2 separate regions of the Homo sapiens genome follow, and region 1 is linked to region 2. Evidence: chromatin contacts called from ENCODE Hi-C data. All regions are on one chromosome and are shown on one strand. Each heading gives the region's core, a stretch centred on a gene start or an enhancer-like site at or near the end of the contact. The rest is flanking DNA. Distances are from core to core; before and after follow the strand shown.

The links. Hi-C counts contacts between places; a loop is a spot of excess contacts on that map. Pooled maps may share reads with other maps.
Region 1: a loop to region 2 is called in a map of GM12878, with 7 times the contacts of the local background. The contact joins two enhancer-like sites. A Hi-C loop is called at or near these places in 1 of 168 maps with a recorded cell type or tissue (GM12878), 1 of 37 single-sample maps with no recorded cell type and 3 of 50 pooled maps.

Annotation. Positions count from the first base shown.
Region 1 is chr11:93,527,128-93,532,073 of GRCh38, reverse strand. The region is part of intron 1 of SMCO4 (single-pass membrane protein with coiled-coil domains 4); the gene reads left to right. Among named protein-coding and RNA genes, the nearest start is that of SMCO4, 14 kb to the left of the region's middle. RefSeq lists an enhancer at 4,697-4,746. Within about 2 kb of position 2,298, at least 21 of the 41 ENCODE cell types and tissues checked have a DNase peak (open chromatin) inside an H3K27ac peak, as active enhancers do.
Region 2 is chr11:95,252,513-95,257,607 of GRCh38, reverse strand. No RefSeq gene overlaps it. Among named protein-coding and RNA genes, the nearest start is that of SESN3, 24 kb to the right of the region's middle. RefSeq lists an enhancer at 3,120-3,509. Within about 2 kb of position 3,152, at least 25 of the 41 ENCODE cell types and tissues checked have a DNase peak (open chromatin) inside an H3K27ac peak, as active enhancers do.

The sequences.
Region 1 (4,946 bases), core at 1,049-3,548, 1.7 Mb after region 2:
GATGACATGTGCCCAAGGGGGTCTGAGCACAGCTTGGTTTTATACATTTTAGGGAGATATGAGACAATCAGTGTATGTAAGATGAACATTGATTTGGTCCAGAAAGGTGGGACAACTCGAAATGGGGCAGGGGCTTCCAGCTTATAGGTAGATAAGAGACAAATGGTTGCATTCTTCTGAGTTTCTGATTAGCCTCTCCAAAGGAAGCAAGCAGATATGCATTTATCTCAGGGAGCAGAGGGGCGACTTTGAAAAGAAAGGGAGGCAGGTTTGCCTAAGCAGTTCCCAGCTTGACTTTTCCCTTTAGCTTAGTGATTTGGGGGCCCCAAGATTTATTTTCCTTTCACAACTGCCTTTTTTTAAAACTGTGGCAAAAAACCCCATAAAATTTACCATCTTAACCATTTTTAAGTGTACAATATATTAATTAGTGTTACCTGTCTGCACATTACTATGCATCAGTATGACCTCATTGTGTTAGAGTTCTGCAGAGAAACAGAACCAATAGGGTTATGTGTATGTATATAAAGAGATTCATTATAAGGTGTTGGCTCACATGTTTATGAAGGTTAAGAAGTCCTAAGAGCTGCAGTCAGCAAGTTTGAGACCCCAGAGAGCCAATGGTGTAAGTTCCAATCCAAGTACTGAGGCCTTGAGACCCAGGAGAGCCAATGGTGTCAGTTCCAATCCAGGTACTGAGACCTTGAGTTCCAGAAGAGCCAATGGTGTAAGTTCTAGTCCAAAAGCCAGCAGGCTTGAGACCCAGGAAGAGCCAGTTTCTCAGTTCAGGTCAGTCCAAAGGCAGAAAAGACCAATGTCCCAGCTCAAGCTTACATACACTGCAAGAGGAATTCCCTCTTACTCAGGCTGTTTGTTCTGTTCAGATCTTCATTTGATTAGATGAAGTCCACCCAGATGAGGGAAGGCATTCTGCTTTATTCAGTCTACCCATTCAAATGTTAATTGTATCCAGAAAACATCCTCACAGACATACAAGGAATAATCTTTGGCCAAAAGTCTGGGCACCCATGGCCCAGTCAAGTTGACACATGAAATTAACCATCACACTCATCTTAAAATATTATATCTGCAAAGACCCTATTTCTAAATAAGCTCATATTCTGAGGTTCCAGGTGGACATGAGTTTTTTGGGACTCTGTTCTGTCCAGGTGGTATGTGAGATATTGGTGACTGCTGAAAAAGTGGAAGAGTCCCGCAGCAGAGGGGAAGGTGAGGTGGTCAAGGAGGGCTTTGCTGAGAAGGAATGTGTGCACTTGGGGCTGGAGAAGGGGGAGAGAGGGAGGAGCTGCTGTGTGGAGGAAGAGGATTCTGTGTGAAGGGGACAGCACAGGCAGAGGCCCTGAAGTGTAGGGACAGTACAATTTGAGTCCATTGTGTCAGGGGAGGAAAGGGAGAGGTTGGGAGTAAAGAAGAGGATGAGGATCAAGAGGTCCTTCTTTGCGTGGACTGTGGCCTTTGTTCTAGTAAGATGGGAGCCACTGTTGTGCCTGTGAGCATGAATGAAAGCAGGTAGTGTGGGCCAGCTCATTGAGGACTTTTCTAAGTTCAGATGGATGTAGCTGAGCTGTGTGTGTGCCTAGATATTTTGCAGCAGCTGTTTCTAGGCAGGTTTTTAAAAAATGTTAGTGCTGTACTGACCCTTGATCCACCACCCTTTCCTTTCTGTATGCTTTTCACCTACCCACCCACCCACACATAAACCACAAACACGAAGAAGAGAGAGCAAACAGACAAGGCTGTGGTGGCAGGAATTGCTAGGAAACTGTGTGCTTAGCTGCCCTGCTGTGAGCTGCAGGGCCTCACACGTGTGAACTGGTGGGCTCTTCCCCCCACGACCCCTTCAGCCTTGGGCCTGCCTGGTGAACGCCATGCCTGCCATTCAGGTGGTCTTTAACCTGGGTAGATTTAGAAAATGCCAAGGTCAGTGTGCAAGCTATGTGGATTCTTCTGGGCTTCCAGGATTCTTCTGTGTATAAAATCACTATGCTGTGAAAAGAGTTGAGTCAGCTCTCCTGGTCAGCAGGCCACATTTGGCCTTGAAAATGTGGGACAGGGAGGAACATCCAAGAGGACCTTTGGAGACAGTGAGTAGATGGCTGTGTGGTCTTGGTACGTGGGCCCAGGGCCCTCTGCTGCCAGCCTTGTTACTGGCCTACAAAGTGTTCACACATTGTTGTTCTTATTTGTCATAAAAACACTTCAGCCTGCAATCTGAGTATTGGTCATTAAAAAGAAGAAGGAACTCCAGGCGGAGGCTGGCCCTCAGCGGGCCTGGCCTGCTGGTCTGTGGCCTGTGTCGTCGGTTCAGTTTGCCCAGTTACTGGGGGAATCACTACTTCAGATTCCTTGGCCTTGGAGTTAAAGGGAAATATCCTTATTTGGTTGACATTTAATTTCCTTTTTGCCTCCAAAGGAAGGGGCCTGGCCCTTGTGTAATGAGGGCTCGGGGGAAGTGGGCTATATGGGGGCCTGATTTCAGACTCTCTCTGGGCTGTGCGGGGGCCTGATTTCAGACTCTCCTGCCTCCACTTACCAAGATAGTGCCAGAAGCAGCCTGCTTGGGGAGGTTATCTGGGAGGCCGATGTCATTGTGACCCCTCTGGGGAGCATCGCTTTAGAAGATAATTATGTGTAAGTGGAGATGAAAATAGAATTCTCCAGTGCCAGGAGCAGCTGCTCTTCCGTAGTGTTTCAGGAGTTGCCTTTGGGGCCCCTCCTTCCTCCCAAACAAAACACACCCATCCAAAATGAAAGTTGTGAAGATGATTCCTAGCTAGAAAAGTGAGTGTTACAAATGTGTTTTGTGAGTGTGTAATTCCAGAAGTTATTTTTAGGGTGTTCTTTCCTTAGCACATCAAAAGAGCTTCCTTAGAGGAACTGCCTTTTAAATTGCACAGCCTTTCTCTGCCAGAGTGCTACAGGAAGTTTTGACTCAGGTAGTGTTCCTTCAGAATCTGTGGAGGCAGGCTTTGCTTCCTTGTTATAGTTAGAACAGAAAGGCCTTGCCCACGAGTGGGAGCCAGACAGGGCTCCACGTGTTCCCCTCCCATAAGACAGCCTCCTTGTCCTATGCCCAGGGGTGGCTTTTGTCTCTGCTGACATGCCCCCAACATCTAGTAAATACGTACTTGTTGATGGACAGGATGTATTGGATGTGGGCCCTGGCATCTTTGCTGGGCTCTGAGTAGGCGGCATGCTGTGATTTCACTTAGAACCCTGAGAAGTTGGTCTTCTGGTATCCAGATTGGTACTGGAACATTAAGTTCTGATTTCATCACTGCTGCCTTCGATAAGTTACTTGCCTCCCTGGGCCTCAGTTCTCTCATCTTTAATCTAGAGGGTTGGATGAAATGATTGGCATGGGGGTCTCCCTTCACCTCTCCACCCACTCTGGGCAGCCCCTTGCACTGTCTCCCTGGTCACAGTGCGAGCTCCTGGAAGGTAGAGCCGGTTTAGGCACAGGGAACATGAACTTTTTATCCCAGCCAGCCTGATAAATACAGGGCTTCCCCAGAACTCAACATGCTTCAGCCCTGGTGCTCCCTGATGGCCTGTCTGGCCAGACCCCCAGAGTTCTTGCTTTCTGGGCCAACTTGGAGGCAGAGACGAGCAGGTGGTGGAGGATTTGGCTAAATCTCCATTCTGGCTCTGGAGGCGGGTGTCTCCAGTTGCTCAACCTGATCTCCTTGTTCTTTTCTCAAGTTTCACACAACTTTTTATCCTTTCCTTGAACAAAGGCTTTTTATTTCTGGATGATGTTGTGAGAAGTTTTTGTATTTATAAGTAAGGCAGAAAAGAATGGATCATAACTACAAAATTTTATATCAATTACATTCCAAATTTGTTAAGAAATATCTATGTGTAGGAAAAAGACCATAAAGTACTTTATTTTAGTGGTCATCTCTGGATTTTCATATTATAGGAGGGCTTTTTAAGCATTTTTTTTACAATGAGCATGTACTGTCTTTATAACTATTAAAATTATTAATGATAATTAATTATTATTTATTAGGATTTAGTATGTGCCAGACAATGTAAGAACTTGCCATTACAGTATCTTATTTAATTCTCACTGTGAACCTATGACATTCCTATTTTAAAAAAACAAAATATACTGGGTGTGGTGACTTGTACCTATAGGCCCAGCTACTCAGGAGGCTGAGTTGGGAAGATCACCTGAACCCAGGAGTTTGAGGGCTACATAGCAAAACCCATCCTGTTTCTTAAAAGCAAACAAATATTAACCTAATTTTTGTTATTGTGGTGAAATATACGTAAAAATTGCTTTTTTAGGCTGGTTGTGGTGTCTCATGCCTATAATCCCAGCCCTTTGGGAGACTGAGGCAGGAGGATCACTTGAGCCTAGGAGTTGGAGACCAGCCTGGACAATATAGTGAGACCCCATCTCTACAAAAAAATTTTTAAAAAATTAGTTATGCGTGGTGGTGTGTGCCTGTAGTCCCAGCTACTTAAGAGGCTGAGTTGGGAAGGTCGCTTGAGCCCAAGAAGCTGAAGTTGCAGTGAGCTGTGATCATGTCCCTGCACTCCAGCCTGGGTGACAGTGAGACCATGTCTCAAGGAAAAAAATTGCCTTTTCAACTATTTTTAAGTGTATAGTTTTGTGGCCTTAACCACATCCCCTGAGAGATTTTTTTTTGGAACCCCTTATGTGATAAATGAGGACGCTGAGACTTACAGAAACAAAGCTACCTGCCCAAAGTCACAGAGCTAGTCAGCTTCAGAGGCAGGATTTGAACCCAGAACTGACATACTCAGAAAGGTCCCAGGTTCCTGGGATCTGTGGTATATAACAGTTGGAGTCCATGATCACTCTTCTGCCTCTGCCCACCATTTGACAGTAGAAAGCCATTTGCTAGTGTATGTCTCTTTTTTGAAACTCTAGGGGTTGGATTGTGTTTGCCAGT
Region 2 (5,095 bases), core at 1,903-4,402:
CTAAGATACAGGCAAGTAGAAACAGAGAGATAGATAGGAGTCAAGAGGTGGATCAAAACACTGGGAGATACTACATACTCCCAAAGGAGTTTAGAGTCCTTTTAAGTCACCTACTCCACTCCTATTTCACCAGTAAGAAAACTTTCTTCCAGAGGGGTCAAGTTATTTACTCAAAAATCACACATAGCTGGAAGCTTTTCCCAGTTCGGTCATTTTGATTATTGCCATATATATTAGTTTGCTAGGGCTGCTGTAACAAAGTTCTACAAATTGGGTGGCTTAAAATTATAGAAATTTATTGTCTCCTACTTCTGGAGAACTCCAAAATCAAGGTATCAGCAGGGCCAAGCTCCCTCTGAAACCTCTAGGGAACCCTGCCTTGCCTCTTCCTGGCTTCTGGTGGTTTGCCAACAATCTTCGGTGTTTCTTGGCTTGTAGATGTACCAGTCCAATCCTCTGTGTCACGCAGCTTTCTTCCTATGTGCACCTGCCTTCACACTGTCGTCTTCTTATAAGGACACCTGTCATGTTGGATAAGGAGCCCACCCTACTCCTGTATACCTCATCTTAACTAATTATATCTGCAGTGAACCTATTCCCAAATAATGTGATCCTTCCAAGTAAGAAATGTATTTAATCCATGATACCATATCAAATTGATCTGTCAAAAAAGAAAAAGGACTCTCTTGGAATGAATTGGCTTCCCTTTGCCTAAATATAGGTAAAGATCTCTTAGAGCCCATATCCAGAGATCCAATTACTCAAAACTAGGCAGGTCTTACACTCTTGGTTAAAGGTACTCATTTTAAACTTCTCCATTTGGACTTGAAGTGATTGGAATAATGGAGGTACTGTCTGAAGATCTCAACTTCCGGTTTCATTGTTTCCGCATTCAGTATCTCCATCCTGATGTCCTAACGTGATCTTTCGCAAGTCTCTGAGCTTACCCACAGGCTGTCAGTTTATCTTTCTGCACACCGGGAAGAAAGAGACCTTCTCTGTGTTGCAATAAACTAAGCCGTGAGTGGACAGCGAATCTACGAAGTTATGTCTTAGTCAGCAAATGCATTCCTCAGGAGAAAGGACCAGTAGCAACAGCAGAATGTTGCCATTTCTGTAGTCTTCTTGATTTCTGACTAATGAGGAACCAAAGAATCCAAAATAGCTGATTTGCCCTCACCCAGGAAATACATCCCCTACCCGACTTCCTCCAGAAGTCTCTGGGTTCTACAGCTGCTATAACCTCATACCTTCCCAGGGCTTTCACCTCTGTACAGACTCCTAGTCTGCTCTGCTCTGTCAAAAGCTTTTCTAAACTTCTCTGGGCACCAGAAGCACCCCTTGAGGGATGTTAAGCTAAGGAAAGGGAATGGTGATAACAGCATTGCTTCAGATACTTCATATTTACGTCTTTCTCGTAAAGAGTGCCAGGGCCTTATAGAATCACTCGAAGGCCCATTGCATTAATCTCAAGGATCCCAAACAAGTGAAAGTTAGATCACACTAAAGCCACCTTCATTTAGAGTTTGTGGTCAATCAAACAGAGCCTAAACTGAAATTTAATTTTGCCCTAGCAGTGAGAATTTGCTAAGCAAATTAATGCTAGAGGGCAAACAAGGCTTCTTGAGTCTGCCTAAGAGCCTTTAAAGGACAACATGCTTTCAAGGGCTGGAAGCAGTCTTTTTACATGCTAATTACAAATCCTACAGTATTTGTGAAAGCAGGTCCCTCTGGGATTTCTATCAGCCAACAAGTTGTTTATTTCCAGTTTAAAGGGGGTGGAGGGTCTATGAATTATTGAGTAGCTACTATGTGTTTTGCCTGTGCTTGGTGGTGAGAGATTGTTTATCTTCACAACCGTCCTTGGAGCTAAGCATTACCCCAGTTTGCACCTGTGGAATGGAGAGGTGGCTGGAAGCACAGAGCTGGGATTCAAAAGCTGGGAAGCCTAAACTCTGGAAGCTGTGCTCTCTCCTCCAGCATATTACCAACCTTTGAATGTAATGTCGGCTTTTCTTTAAGGAATATTCTCAAATCCAGCCTTCTTCATATTTCAGAATAGCCCGTCCCTAATTAGCTCAAATTAGCTAGCTTTGTAAACCCTTTTTCATTTCAGTAATGAGGAAAACGAGGCATTCAGCCAAGAAGCAAACTGTAGAAGGATAGGTTGCAGCAGGTCTGGGCTAATAAATTGCAGTACATGGTGCTTCCTGAGACCTACCAAGGACTCTGAAAGAAGACAAGATGAAAAATCACTCCCTCTCTGAGATATATATTTTCTTTTGGAAAGATGTGTTTTCACCACTCACAGGAAAAACTGCTTTCTGGCCTTAGATAGCACAGAAATTGTCCTCAGATAATGCCAGTGAGGAACCTGCCTGGGAGGTCTAATCGACCTGGGATATGTCATAGGTAATGCCGGGTAGGTAGGTTTAACCCTTCGATTGCACCCTTTTCCAATACTGCTGTCACTGCCCACTAAGATCAGAAAAACTGACAAAATTTTGGGAAATAACTTCATGTTTTCAGAAATGCTACAAAGCCCTCTCCACTCCCACCCATGAGACAATGTCTACAAGTCACATCATATCCTTCCAGCTTAGACTTATTTTTAAAGCACACACAAAACACACTTTAGTGTAATTGGAGAATTAGCACTTTTGCCCCAGAAATGAAACAGCTGTTGATTTCCAGGCTGCTTGTCATTAGAGAGAAGACTTGAAACATCAGAGGCAAGTTCAAACTCCCTAAGAGGCAGTATTGAACTTTACTTGTAGCTCATGTGCCAAGAGCTGCCCAGCATCACTATGCATGAAACAAAACAGGTTTCAAGCAATTATAAGACACAACATATAAATCAAGACTTTAGAATCTTTATTAATGCTGAATTTTTTATTCCAAAAAAATACTTTCAGGAAAACAAATATGACTCATGACTTATGAGACTGGCTGCTTGGATGCAAATCATCTTAACTGCTTGCACACTCCTTGGTACCTTTTCAGCTAAAGAGCCATTCAGCCTCAGCTTCAAGTGCAGAGGAAGTGCAAATAACCCCTGCACTTCAGAGCACAGCTTGCTTTGCTAAGAGACAGTTGAGCAAAATCCCAGCACGCTCTGATTCATTCTGCCTGCTGATTGGTCGTTCTCCCTGGCTGCTGACATCATCCTGTTGCTGGGTGGAAAACTTATGCAGCACAGCCCTGATGCTGACTTCTGATTCTTGTGAAGGGGACGTTGTACTCAACAGCGAAATCAGATTGTAGCTCAAATGGAATTGGAAGATATCTTTTTTGTGTGATCACTTCAGTCATCTTATGCCTCTTAAATTATAGCGCCCTCCCAACCCCCATGCCGTAATCTAGCAAATGCTATTGTGTGGCACTTTCTCTTCCAAGCCACCCAACCCCCAACAGCCTCTAGAATACAAGAGAATAAGAAAAAAACCTTATCGTTTGCCTTCGACTGTAGGTGGAAGATGTCTTACACATCTCCTAGATGGGGCTGGCCTTCTGATTAGTTCATTTGCCTTTACCATCAGTATTAAACTATGTCTTCACTTGCTGCAAAGAATTGTGAAGTAATTTTTAGGACTTTCTATAAAAAATGCCTTATTACCTCTCATTTATTTTCCCAGCATTCTGTAAGCCTTAGGTAAACTGGGGAAGTAGTGACAAAGGCCAACTTGTCTGTTGCCCTTTACAGTGCGCAAAGAACTTTTTTATATACAATGTCTCATATGTTCTTTGCAGCTGTCCCATGCATGAGGTACTATTACTTCCCCCACTCTATAGATAAGAAAACAAACCCCTAAATATTAAATCCATTGCCAGCCATATAGCTTGCACATGATGAAGCTGGGCCTCAAACCCATGGTTTTTAATCCTAGTTTCTGAACTCTTTTCACTCAGACATAGACTCTTTCAACCTTGGGAGGCTAAGTGATTTGCAAGAACCAGTGCAAATTAAGTAGCTAAACCAGTGCCAGAACCCAGCAATTCTTGTTCTCCACACAAGGCCTTTTCTTCTAAACCTCTTGGTAGCTCTCAAGACAATGTTAGAGATGCTCTTAGATACACATTTATTTTAGAAATCTTTAGGCTTTCACAAGCTTTTACTGATTAAGTGCAGCTTTGAGGGAAAAAAATAGAAGCCTAATAATTCAGATGCACATTTGCATTTATTACATAAGGCTTCTGTAAGGGATAAGCTTATCCAGTTGCAGGCTTATTTTAAGTTTTAATGGAATGATTTTGACAGATCAGAAATAGCAGGCTTAGTAACCAGCTCGGTAACTTAGATGTCAGAGACATTTCCATGGTGGATAGCGGGGCTCCTTAGCTCTCAGGACACACTAGATTTCTCTTGTTTGTCTCTGACTGGGATGATTAACCACCCTTTGCTTGGCTTTCATCTTTCCTGGCACAGCTTTGTCTTTCATCTCATTCATTGCTCCAAACCCTTCTTCCCTTTAACTTTTAATACACATACAAAATATTTCAGCTTCCCTCAGTTATTTTTACATAAGCAGAGCAGGAAAACATGGATATACTTCACGGAGCCTGCCACATCTGGTTTGCTCAGGTACTCCCTTACCCATCTTTATTTTTAAATGAGACAAAGAATCCTTCAAAAAAGGCTTAGGAGACTAAAATGTTGGAGGAAAGGAATGAAAGAATGGGGGGGGCAAAGATTACTCAGACATGGAGGTGAATATTTGCATTTTCTATCTTGATCTTTGTGACAGCAGCAACACATAGTGTGGTGACTTGTATTTCACAACGTACATAGCTGCTTCTGTATACTTTGCATTCTTCTCTCATTTTCCCAGTAATTGCCTTTTTTCACTGTGGGGCTTTTTGTCCCCTTGACCCCCAGGTCTCCTACTTCCTGTGTATGACTTAGGCACATGTAGCTCACTCTAAATTTCAGCAAAATGTTCTCTCTGAAAGTGACTTCTTTTCACACCACTCAGATCTTCACATTTTCACTGCCTGTGGAAATATAAACTTACTGATTTTTGTCTTTCTGTGTTATTTGAAGGTAACAAACAATTTGTTGTGCTGAAAAACAGAATTGTTGTCTCATAGACTCCCC